Linked DNA regions of Homo sapiens: region 2 is linked to region 1. The links are chromatin contacts, found by Hi-C or POLR2A ChIA-PET in ENCODE. All regions are on one chromosome and are shown on one strand. The core of a region is the stretch at or near the end of the contact, and the rest is flanking DNA. Distances in the headings are between cores, read along the strand shown.

Region 1 (5,490 bases), core at 1,395-3,894:
TTCATCCCTCACCCCCTTCCCACCCTTCCCTGCAAGTCCCCAGAGTCCCTTCTACCATTCCTATGCCTTTGTATCCCCATAGCTTAGCTCTCACTTATAAGTGAGAACATATGGCTTTGTTTTCCATCCCTGAGTTACTTCTCTTAGAATAATGATCTCCAGCTCCATCCAAGTTGATGCAAAGGCCCTTATTTTGTTCCGTTTTATGGCTGAGTAGTAGTCCATGGTGTATATATACTACATTTTCTTTTTTCTTTTTTTTTTTTCGAGACGGAGTTTTGCTCTTGTTGCCCAGGCTGGAGTGCAATGGCATGACCTCAGCTCGCTGCAAACTCCGCCTCCCGGGTTCAAGAGATTCTCTTGCCTCAGCCTCCCAAGTAGCTGGGATTACAGGCGTGTGCCACCACGACCAGCTAATTTTGTATTTTTAGTACAGATGGGGTTTCACCATGTTGGACAGGCTGGTCTTGAACTCCCGACCTCAGGTGATCGGCCCACGTCGGCCTCCCAAAGAGCTGGGATTACAGGCATGAGCCACTGTGCCTGGTCTACCACATTTGCTTAATTTGCTTGTTGGTTGACGGGCATTTAAAAGGCTCCTCTTTTTTTAGAGGTAGGATCTCACTATGTTGCCCAGGCTGGTCTCAAACTCCTGAGCTCAAGCAATCTGCCCACCTTGGCCTCCCAAAGTGCTGGGATCACAGACATGAACCACTGTGCCCAGTCCCCAGCTCCATATTTTTGCAATTGCGAATTCTTTCTGTGCTTTCTTCTTAGCCTCCGTTAGTTTCTCACTATGACAAAGTTACGGTGCAAGTAAAAGAAATATGCTCTTGCCTGACAGGATGAATATTCTGCATTTAGCTTGTATTGCTATTTTATTGAATAATTATTGTACCTGACTACAATTATTATATTAACAGTACTCTCTTGACTGACAAGATGAATTTTTTCATTCAACTTTTATTGCTATTTTAATGAACAATTATTGTACCTGACTACAATTATTATAGTAACAATATGCAGTCATTGAATAAGGCTTGGGCTTTGGAAATATACAAAGTACAGATTAATCTGAACAGTGAAACTTTTAAATGATAATGCCTCAATTTTGTAGGTCGTTTTTATTATAATGCACTTTCTCACATATTCTGCTTCAACTCCGTAAATATGTTTTTTCCAGCTTTAACAAAGGGTGGGATTTTAAATCATGCCATCTCTGTCAGTCACTGTTGAAGGCAAGGGTGCTAGTGCTGGCGTCTTTATATATGCCATCTTATTAATCTTTACAGCAATCATGAAAGAGGGGAATTTCCCCCACTTTATAGAGAGAAGAAATGAGGTAAATTGCCCAGTCCTCCACAGCTAATAAGAGAAAAGCTGAGATCTGAAACCAGATCTGCCCGAAGCTCAAGCTTTGATGCCTCTGCTGTGCCACTCTGCCGGATGCCAGGCCTGTCTTGGTCTGTAGCTGTCTCTCAAGGCAGGAATGGATGCTACCACCACCCCTGCCTCGGTGCGCCTGCATTTTCTTACGTATTAAACACAAATTCCTGGGGGTAACTTCCAGTCTCTTTGGCCTAAGTGATTTTTCCTGTATTGTTCCCCTAGATTTAATACAGGCCTCCAGGTAACTGACATTTTCATCTGACTTCTTGTTAGGGATACCTGGCACTTACTGCAGGGCTGGCAGTCTCAAGACGCCACCCTTCCCAAGGAGAGGGCAAGGATACCTCCTGGGAAGCTCCCAGGGAAGGGTAAAGGCCAGCAGGACCTTGCTGAGAAGGTCCTTCCAGGACTAAGCGGGAGGCTTTACTGCCCAATTGTCATCTCTGAATCTGCCATCTGGGTGGTGTTTTCCCCCTTAAACTATCCCGGCCCCGAAGGGACACAACTGTGAAAAGAATCCAGAGGATGGGGGGAGGGGGGGCCTCTGTGGGGAAGTGGAAAGGATTTGGGGCCCGAGTTCTGATCTGTGAGGCTCTGTGAGGCCTATCCTTGGGGTTCGGGTCACCCCCTGCTTGCGGGAGGTTTTGCTGGTTGAGCCGGTGACTGGATCATGTCGAAGGTTTTTTTACTTCTGTAATGTTCCAAGTGTCTAGAGTCTCATTCCGGTGGTCCCCTCAGGATGAGTGGCTCCTAACAGAGCACCCCCCACCCCCCCCGGGACTGGTGGGCTGCCTGAGGAAGCTCCAAGCCTGGGTCCAGGTCTCTGTGCACCTGAGGCCCCAGCTCATCCCCACACCCAGGCAAAGGGTGACAGTCTCAGGCACTACTCTGATGTAGCCTGTTTGAGGCTGGGGCCCAGTGGGAGCCGCACGTGGGACAGGGAGCAGTCCCCGGTTCCAGGAAAGAGCACGAGCAAGTGTGTCTGAGTGTGTGTAAGCGTGTGGTGTTTATTTATTCTAGGAGCGGTTGCTAAGTCAGACGTGTTTGCCAGCAGAGGGCTGCCTGAGTGCTGTGTTTGTTTACTCAGCACAGTGCAGGGAAGGGTGATCGGACAGACAAGTGCAGGCTACAGCCGTTTGGTGGGGGGCACATAGCGTGAGATGAGAATTGGTCTTGGGGGCCGTCTGGCGTGGTCCCATTCTATGGGTGCTGCTGGCTGTTGAGAGCTGCCTTCCGGGACACAGGCCCTGCCTTCTTTGATGTGCCAGCGGCTCTCTCACTGACCCTCCTCCCAAGCAGGGTGGAGCTGCTCATTACCCCACAGGGCAGTGGGCCCTCCTTCCCTTCATGGGGCTGGGGGAGGGTTCCTGGCTACGGGGTCTCGGGGGTCCCTGAGAGAAAGTGGATAAAATGTGGGCAGTGGTATGAGGAGGAGACAGTGGGTTCTCAGTCCCATTCCTACCCTGTCCAAGAGCTTGTCCACCCTTAGTTAGGCTTGGCCTTTCCAACGGGCGATCACATCTTACCAAGACTGAAGTCCACTGCCTCCTAGTCTCCTGTCCTCAGTCTTCCAGGTTATAGATTGGTTATATATTCCCTATCTTCAGGAGAGAGTGAGAGACAGAGAGAGAGAGAGAGAGAGAGAGGAGGAAGGCAAAACAGAGACCCTCCTGACTCCCTGTCCACCCTCAGCCACAGGCCAGAGGTAGGGACTGGCTGAATTTCAGGGTCAGGACTTCCCAGCTGGGTGGCCCCAGAGGCCTCTGCCTCCCTCTTCCTGCCCTAAGGCCCCAGCACCACGTCTGTAAGTCTCTGAGAGAGCCCTGGCTCCCCCGACACAGGCTGGCTGGCAGCCAGGGGTGGTGTTCTGGCTCCTGTACCAGCCAGATGGGGTGGCAGGAAGGCCCTGTTAATCCCCAGGGAGAAAGCTCCTTGGCAAACAGAAAAAAAGTGGCTGCCGGCACTATGTCCCTACCCTGGGACCATGAAACACCATACCCCGAAGTCTTTGGGGCAGATTTTGTGCCTCTGTATTCTGCCCACACCTTCCACGGCGCTTGGGCTGGAGTCCCAGCTGGGGCTATGGAGTAGGGAAGGGAGACCGGGTTCCCCCTTCTCAGGTTAAGGCTTTTCTGTAATGGACAGTTTGCCTCTGCTTCTCTCAAACACCCTAGGGAATTGTGAAGACAGGGTGCAGGCAGGCACTAGGCCCTCCTCTGGGCTCCAGCCATCTAGAGCTCTTATTTGCTCTGAACTTTCCTGATAGTGTTTGGAGAAGCAACTGGGATTGTCTGGGTCCTCCTTCTACCCCATCACTCCACCACCCACCTCTGCCCCCATCATCCCCCACCCCCACCACACACACCCAGACTTCTGCCACTGAAGCTGCCTCTTCTGCTGGTGTGGCAAATAAGTGTGGAGAGAGTGAAACCAGATACAGAGAAGGCAGCCAGCTGGGGAGGTGGTGGGTGGTGTTCTGCCGACCAGGCCTCCTGCTGTCCTCCCCCGGAGCCAGGATGGTGGAGGTCCTGGGCCCAGCCTCGGTCTGCCTTTTCCCCTGCATGCCCAGCTGGTGTGCCACCTGTGAGGGGCTGACAGCTCCTTGCTCCTCCAGTGGTCTTGTCTTGGTCCTGGGTTTGGGGAACAGGATTCCCTGAGCCAGTCCCTCCCTACACTTGGCAGTTACTGGGGAAGCTGAGCACCAAGGCTTGAGCCATTTCTTGCTTTCCCTACCTGTCTCTGTCTCACCTCCATCCACATTCCTTGCAACATGGTACCAAAGTAAGGCTTTGAACTTGGGATGAGTGGGGTGAATTTCACTCTTCCCAACAGCAAAAATGGAAGCTAATCTGGTTTCATCTCAGTTTGTAAGATCCCTAGATTCCCAAGGGAGCTGGGAAACCTCACTTGGGTCTAAAAGGTCATTTAAGGGCCGCTTCCAGACCTGGCTCATGCTCCCGATTGGTGGTGGGGGGTGGAGGGGTGCTGGCTGGGATTGTGGTCACTGAAGAGGGTCAGGAGCAAGGGTCATTGGGTAGAACGGCTCCCTTTGTCCCACTAGGCCACGAATTGGTTCTGGCATTCCCAAGGGGAATGCTCCAAGCCAAGTAAGGGCCACTGTGTCCAGGTGGACCATTCCCAAACCCATTTCTATCATGGATCATTTTCCAGAAACTTTCCAACATGGGAAATCACAACTGAAGCTGGTTGTTTAGATCGGAAAATCTGGGTGTAGTGTCATTAGAAAAACCAGAGTCTCCTCACATGAACCTTTGCCTGCAACCTCTCCCTGGCCTGCCTGCTGCTCTCTGCCTGAGTCACAACAGCATTCAACAGCTTGGACACAGAGCTTTACAATGTGCCAAGTGCTCCCACGTGCCCTGTGGCATTTACTCCGCCTAGCAGCCTGGAGAGATAAGTTAGTGTTAGCTCCACCCAGCAGAGGATGGAAGCCCTGGGAAGTCACCGGCCTCACTGAGGTTGTACAGGCAGTAGGTGGCAGGACTTGAAATCTCGCGTCCTTTCCACGGAATCTTTTCTGCCAGCAACCCAGAGAGTGCAGGGGGAATCCAAACAGTCTGGTGGGCACCAACTGTCTTGGCTGGCTTCCAGCTGGGCCTTTAGTGGTGACTTTGGCACGCCCGCCCCCCCCAACCCTCTGTCAATCTTTAGGAGCTGGGGGAATAGGGGGTGCTTTCTAGGAGGCTCTGCTCTCTTCTGAGATGTCCCCCTTACTTCCTTCCATTCTCTCAGGTGTGGGAGTCACTTTTCTGTGTGAATACCAGGCCAAACTTGTCCTTTTCTTCCTTTTCTCAGAGTCACCTGCCCCAAAGCGCCCCTGTTCCTCCCTCCCTTCTCTGCCTCTTCCCCCGGGATACCTTGCCCTTGCTTCGGGAGTGGAGGCAGTGTTGCCCCAGCAGAGGCACCGGCACTGCCAGGGTGTCCAGCTTTGCACACGGCCTCAGGCGCCCTCACGTTAGCTTTGGCTTCTTGATGGATCTTGAACTCCCTTGGGATGCTTTGTGGGCTCCTGAAGGACCTCCCAGGATGTCCCCTCTGTCCTCAGACCTGCTATGTGACCTCAAACAGGAATTCAGACTC
Region 2 (5,490 bases), core at 2,062-4,561, 47 kb before region 1:
AAGACTTACATGGCATCCAAATTCTAGCATGGGACTTGCAGGAGGAGGGGAATTGCCAGCGCGATTTGGGTCACAGTGGAGATTTCTGGACAACTGAGAAAAGTGATCCTGGAAAGATACTAAGGTTACGCATAGTGACTTCCAATCTGAAGTCAGACGGCATGAGAATCATGGCACTTCCTGCCTTCACTGATACTTTTCAAGGACTTGACGCTCCTCCTTGAGTTCAAGACCAAGGAAACATGGCCTTCCCCTCTCCTGCACATCCTTTGCCCTAAATCATAGAAAGGGAAGTTCTAAGCCCTGGCCTGCAACAAAGGAGTTAGTGAGCCCCGAATCTGGCCTCAGAGAGGACAGGATGGTGCCTGGTGAGGAAGCAGCTTCCCTTCCGCCTGGTGTCTTGGCTCCATGGAACGATCCTCTCCAGAGCACTTGAGGCCTAGAGTCCTTCTGAATGGAAACAAGAGACTCGTAAATCCCAAAGCCAGACTCCCTTGGAAGCTCCTGGCTCGGCTCTTGCCTCCCGGGCTCCCTGCCATGAGGAGCATCTCCCAGACTGCTCTCCCTCTCCCCCAGCCGACTGCACGCGCTGACTTTTTGCTCTGGTCGGGGGCAGCCTGTGCCCTGCCTGCCCGGAGGCCTCCAGCCTGCTTGGGTTACCATGAATGAGCATGTTTGGGCTGAATGGTAACCCTCAAGTTTTTCTGAAATTTGGGGTCACTGGGTCCTGAGATGCTGACCTAACATTTTGGGGAAGGTTTGATAAACTGGGTTTCGAAGAGGCCCCAGACAGCCGTCCATCCAACCAGTGCGGGTTACGAGACGAGGAAATCCAGGCAAAGTCCAGTTGAAATCAATCTGTTACCTCCCTTCAGCGGAGGCCCCAACACCCAGGCCCATCCGTTCCCTCTGGGGCCCCATCCCAGGGTGTTGATCCCACGCCAGCTCCAGCCAGCTGCCCAGGAGTCTGTCTCCTGCTCTGATGATGGGGCTCCCGCCCCTCCTCTCACTTCTTCCTTTTCCAGTCAACCTTGTCCTTCATCTAGAGGTCATGAGCAGAGACCTCCAGGTGCAGCCCGTGCTGGGCTAAGGGAGTCAATCCCACACTGTCAGGCAGATCTGTCGAGAGAGCTTTAGGGTTTTTAATTAGGAGGGCCAGCTGGGCTCCTTCTTTAGTCCCCTACTCCACCCCCCAGCCTGGCTTGTAACTTGACTTGTTAAGATGGAACCAAGGGAAGGAGGGAAAGGAAGAGAAGGGAGCATGAATTACTAACCTCACTTCCTCCCTGTGTTTTAAAAGTCACCTTGTATCCAGTCTCCTTACTTTTTTTTTTTTTTTTTTTTTTTGCGGGGTCGAAGAGGCGTGACAGGGTCTCATTCTGTCACCCAGGCTGGAGTGCAGTGGCATGGATCATAGCTCATTGCAGCCTCAAACTCCTGGGCTCAAGTGATCCTCCCAAGCAGCTGGGACTACAGGGCATATCTGGCTATTTTGTTCGTTTGTTTGTTTGTAGAGGCCAGGTCTCCCTGTGTTGCCTAGGCTGGTCTCAAACTCCTGGCTCTGAGTGATCCTCCCACCTTGGCCTCCCGAAGTGCTGGGATTACAGGTGTGAGCCACTGTAGCCGACCATTTCTTAATTTATTGAATCCTGGTGTCTTAGGTGTTTAAGCGTCCTCAGGGCTTGCAGGAGAAAGTTTCTGATTAAGGAAATGGATCCGTGGAAGTTGCTGAGGATGGAGTTTCTTTCCCTTGTGTTACAGCTGACCAGTCATGGGGCTAGAGCTGGAACTCAGACATCCCCTCTCCAGGCTTGACTGACAGTAACCAGGTAAAAATAATCTACGGGGCACCAGAAGCCTTGGGGTCTGGTCATGCTCAGGCGCTAACTTGCAGGGTGACCTTGGGCCAGATTTTCCTCCTCTCCAGGTCTCAGTTTTTTCATAGGAGTAGAAAAATTTTTCTGCTTTTGAGGCCATTCCATTTAAGCAACTGCAGGAAAAGGAGTGATTATAGTAGTAGCAATTCAGATCAAAGGTGGAGAGGTCTTAAAAGGATTTGGTGCTGGGCTGGACTATAGTGTTTTGATTTAAATGTGGTAAATGCTAGGAGAGGCTGTTGGCCCTGGAAGGGCTCAGGGCTGATGGAACAAGAGCTGCTGATGAAGAAGATGGCTGTGACGGGGACAAGCACATCGCTGCAGGCCCTTGGTCTATTTTATTTATTTATTTATTTTATTTTTGAGACGGAGTCTTGCTCTGGCACCCAGACTAGAGTGCAGTGGTGCGATCTTGGCTCACTGCAACCTCCATCCCCCAGGATCAAGCAATTCTCCTGCCTCGGCCTCCTGAGTAGCCACACCTGGCTACATTTTGAATTTTCTGTAGAGACAGAGTTCCGCCATGTTGCCCAGACTGGTCTCAAACTCCTGACCTCAGGTGATCTGCCCACCTCGGCCTCCCACAGCATTGGGATTACAGGTGTGAGCCACCGCACCTGGGGCCCTGTGGTCTGTTCTTGAAGATTCATTTCCTCTCTCAGGGCAGTTCAGAGGAAGCTAGAGTTTGAGGGCACAGAGCTCTAGGAAAGGGTTTCCTGATTACCGGGCAAATCTGAGACCCCTCCCTCTGGGGCCTCCCATTCTCTGCCTGGTCTCCCGGTCTGCCTGTTGCTCTCTGTCGCCGGGTACGTCTGCCCCTCTTGGGTCTCACTGTCTCGGGGTCTCACTCTGTCTATGGGAACCTTTGCCTTTGGGACCCAATTACTGGACCCTCTAGGAAAGTTTAATTGAATATTTGTATTGAAAACAGGAGCCAGGGCCCCGAGCCTGATGGGAGGAGACAGGGGGAGAAGAGGGGAGCTGTGTTTGCTTTTCACTCCGGATTAGAGACCTTTATTTGTGCTGAGAGCAGAGATTGGGCCTGGGGATAATGAGTCTGAAGTTTGTTTTCTCCCTCAGGCTGCCCCTCCCTCTGCCTACTCTCTCTGCAGGGAAGGGGTTAGGGCAGAGGGGCCGGGAACTTGTCCGAGCTGCGGTCCGCTGGGCATTCTGTGCCCTGGGGCCCCAGCCTGGGTCTCAGGAGCTGCAGCTGGCCGCAGCTATGCCTGACATAGGCACGGGCTGTGCCGGTTTGCATACGTGCACTTCAAGCCGCGGGTGCTGGGTCATGAGTGCCTCCTGGGAAGACCCTCGGCCAATGCGTGTGCATCTGGGTGTGTGAGAAACGTGCTGTTGTTGAGGACAGTGACTGCTGAGTACATCTGCTGCCAGGAGGCTAAGGCGGTCACATGGGAGTGTGATTCATTGAGGCCTGAAAAGTGCCATCAATCTCACTCTTTCTGGAAGGCATAAGATGCCATTCCTGTGAGCTGCTCCGCGCTCCCCCGCACTCCTCGTGGCAGGGACCTGAAGTTTCTTGGCCGTGCCGCCCCTGGAAAAGTCTGCCAGTGAGCGGGGAATTAGCCAGGCTCCTGCTTCCTCCGAGTGAACACTGTAGCAATCCTGGGGTCCCATGTCTTGCCCATCGCCCTGAGGCCCTGTGCTCGTGATTGCTTTTGATCTGAGCAGAATCTGCCTGTGTGAGGCTGGGCCACTTGTCCTGGGTCACACAGAGCTGGGGATTTGTGGGGAGGGCACCCCGATCGTCCCAAGGGCCTGATGGCTCTCCGGCGGTGGTCGCGTTCCTGCCAGGTGTGAAGACCTGCTCAAGTCCACACAGCCCACTCCAGGCCGAATAGGGAATTCAACCCAGGTTTGTTTGCCTCCAAAATCCATACCTTCTCCTTAGGGGCTGGACAGCAGAATCAAGGGGGTGGGCAGCCGGGGCTGAAGGACCCCAGTGGAGAGAGGAGATTTGATTCCTCTGGCTGTTTTTCTAAAGGAAGATTGAGAAGAGGGCCAGGAGATTCCTGGAGGTGATCACAGCCGCTGCACCTGGCAGGTCACTCACAGTGTGCAGATGGAGGCAGCAAGGCCAGTGTCTGCCTCAAGCCTTCCTTTCCCTTCTCCCCAGCCGCCCTCTCATGCTCCTTGCCCCGCCTTGCTGAGATCTAACAGCTGCTGTTATTGAGTGTCTGCTGTGTGCCTGGCCCATTCCAAGTGCTTCACATAGGTTACACATTTCACTCTTGCTACAACCACAGGAAGGAGTTTCTTTATCCTGATTGTAAGAGGGGAAAATACCATCTCACACCAGTTAGAATGGCGATCATTAAAAAGTCAGGAAACAACAGGTGCTGGAGAGGATGTGGAGAAATAGGAACACTTTTACACTGTTGGTGGGAGTGTAAACTAGTTCAACCATTATGGAAGGCAGTGTGGCGATTCCTCAAGGATCTAGAACTAGAAATACCATTTGACCCAGCAATCCCATTACTGGGTATATACCCAAGGGATTATAAATCATGCTGCTATAAAGACACATGCACACGTATGTTTATTACGGCACTATTCACAACAGCAAAGACTTGGAACCAACCCAAATGTCCATCAGTGATAGACTGGATTAAGAAAATGTGGCACATATACACCATGGAATACTATGCAGCCATAAAAAAAGATGAGTTCATGTCCTTTGTAGGGACATGGATGAAGCTGGAAACCATCATTCTCAGCAAACTATCGCAAGGACAAAAAACCAAACACCGCATGTTCTCACTCATAGGTGGGAATTGAACAATGAGAACACCTGGACACCGGATGGGGAACACCACACACCAGGGCCTGTCATGGGGTGGGGGGAGGGGGAGGGATAGCATTAGGAGATATACCTAATGTAAATGACGAGTTAATGGGTGCAGCACACCAACATGGCACATGTATACACATGTAACAAACCTGCACATTGTGCACATGTACCCTAGAACTTCAAGTATTAAAAAAAAAAGGGCAGGGGGAAACGGAAGCACAGAGAGGTGGAGTGACTTGTTTGCTCTGTTAGGTGCCAGCATCTGCTTCCAGCTCGCCCTGCTTTTGTTCAGCGTGCAGCCCTGAAGCGGATGCTGCCAACCCTGCTGGGTCCCCACCCCACGCCGCTCCAAAGGGGCCTAACTGTGGTCGGCGGGGCGGCATGGGTAGGGTCACCATTCTCTGATGCTATAGGTCAGAAGAGGCAAGCTTAGCCCCACTTTGGACGGAGCCTTCTTCCTCCTCCTCGCCTGGTTGCTGCAGGGTGACTGGGTGTGGGGACTGCAGGGCTGTGAGAGCCCTTACCACATCAGAGCTGGGTTCGCCTCCTGTCCTCAGATGCCCCCTCTGTCCACACACCCCTCTCTCACATGGGCCACTGTTCTCCATGCCCTTTCCTTGGGGCAGTGATCTGTCCTTTGTCAGCCAGGCCGCCTTGGGCCTTGGGAGAGGCTACCGGGAAGCAAAGCCTTGGTTGGCTGCAGTGAAGTGTGGAAGGGGAGGGGACATGCACAGTTCCCGTGTGCCACCCTTGCCTGGAGGTGATGGCACACCAAGGCACTATAGGACATCACGGGCGGTCCTT

Evidence for each region. Hi-C counts contacts between places; a loop is a spot of excess contacts on that map. ChIA-PET counts read pairs that join two places held with the same protein, here RNA polymerase II (POLR2A). Pooled maps may share reads with other maps.
Region 2: a map of sigmoid colon shows a loop between it and region 1 (4-fold over the local background). The contact joins two enhancer-like sites. A Hi-C loop is called at or near these places in 4 of 168 maps with a recorded cell type or tissue (PC-3, chondrocyte, endothelial cell of hepatic sinusoid and 1 more) and 3 of 50 pooled maps. POLR2A ChIA-PET finds 5 or more read pairs at or near these places in 6 of 52 experiments (A673, H1, HepG2 and 3 more).

Annotation. Positions count from the first base shown.
Region 1 is chr11:126,113,050-126,118,539 of GRCh38, reverse strand. No RefSeq gene overlaps it. Among named protein-coding and RNA genes, the nearest start is that of CDON, 53 kb to the right of the region's middle. Within about 2 kb of position 2,644, at least 24 of the 41 ENCODE cell types and tissues checked have a DNase peak (open chromatin) inside an H3K27ac peak, as active enhancers do.
Region 2 is chr11:126,161,037-126,166,526 of GRCh38, reverse strand. No RefSeq gene overlaps it. Among named protein-coding and RNA genes, the nearest start is that of RPUSD4, 48 kb to the left of the region's middle. RefSeq lists an enhancer at 5,344-5,490. Within about 2 kb of position 3,311, at least 3 of the 41 ENCODE cell types and tissues checked have a DNase peak (open chromatin) inside an H3K27ac peak, as active enhancers do.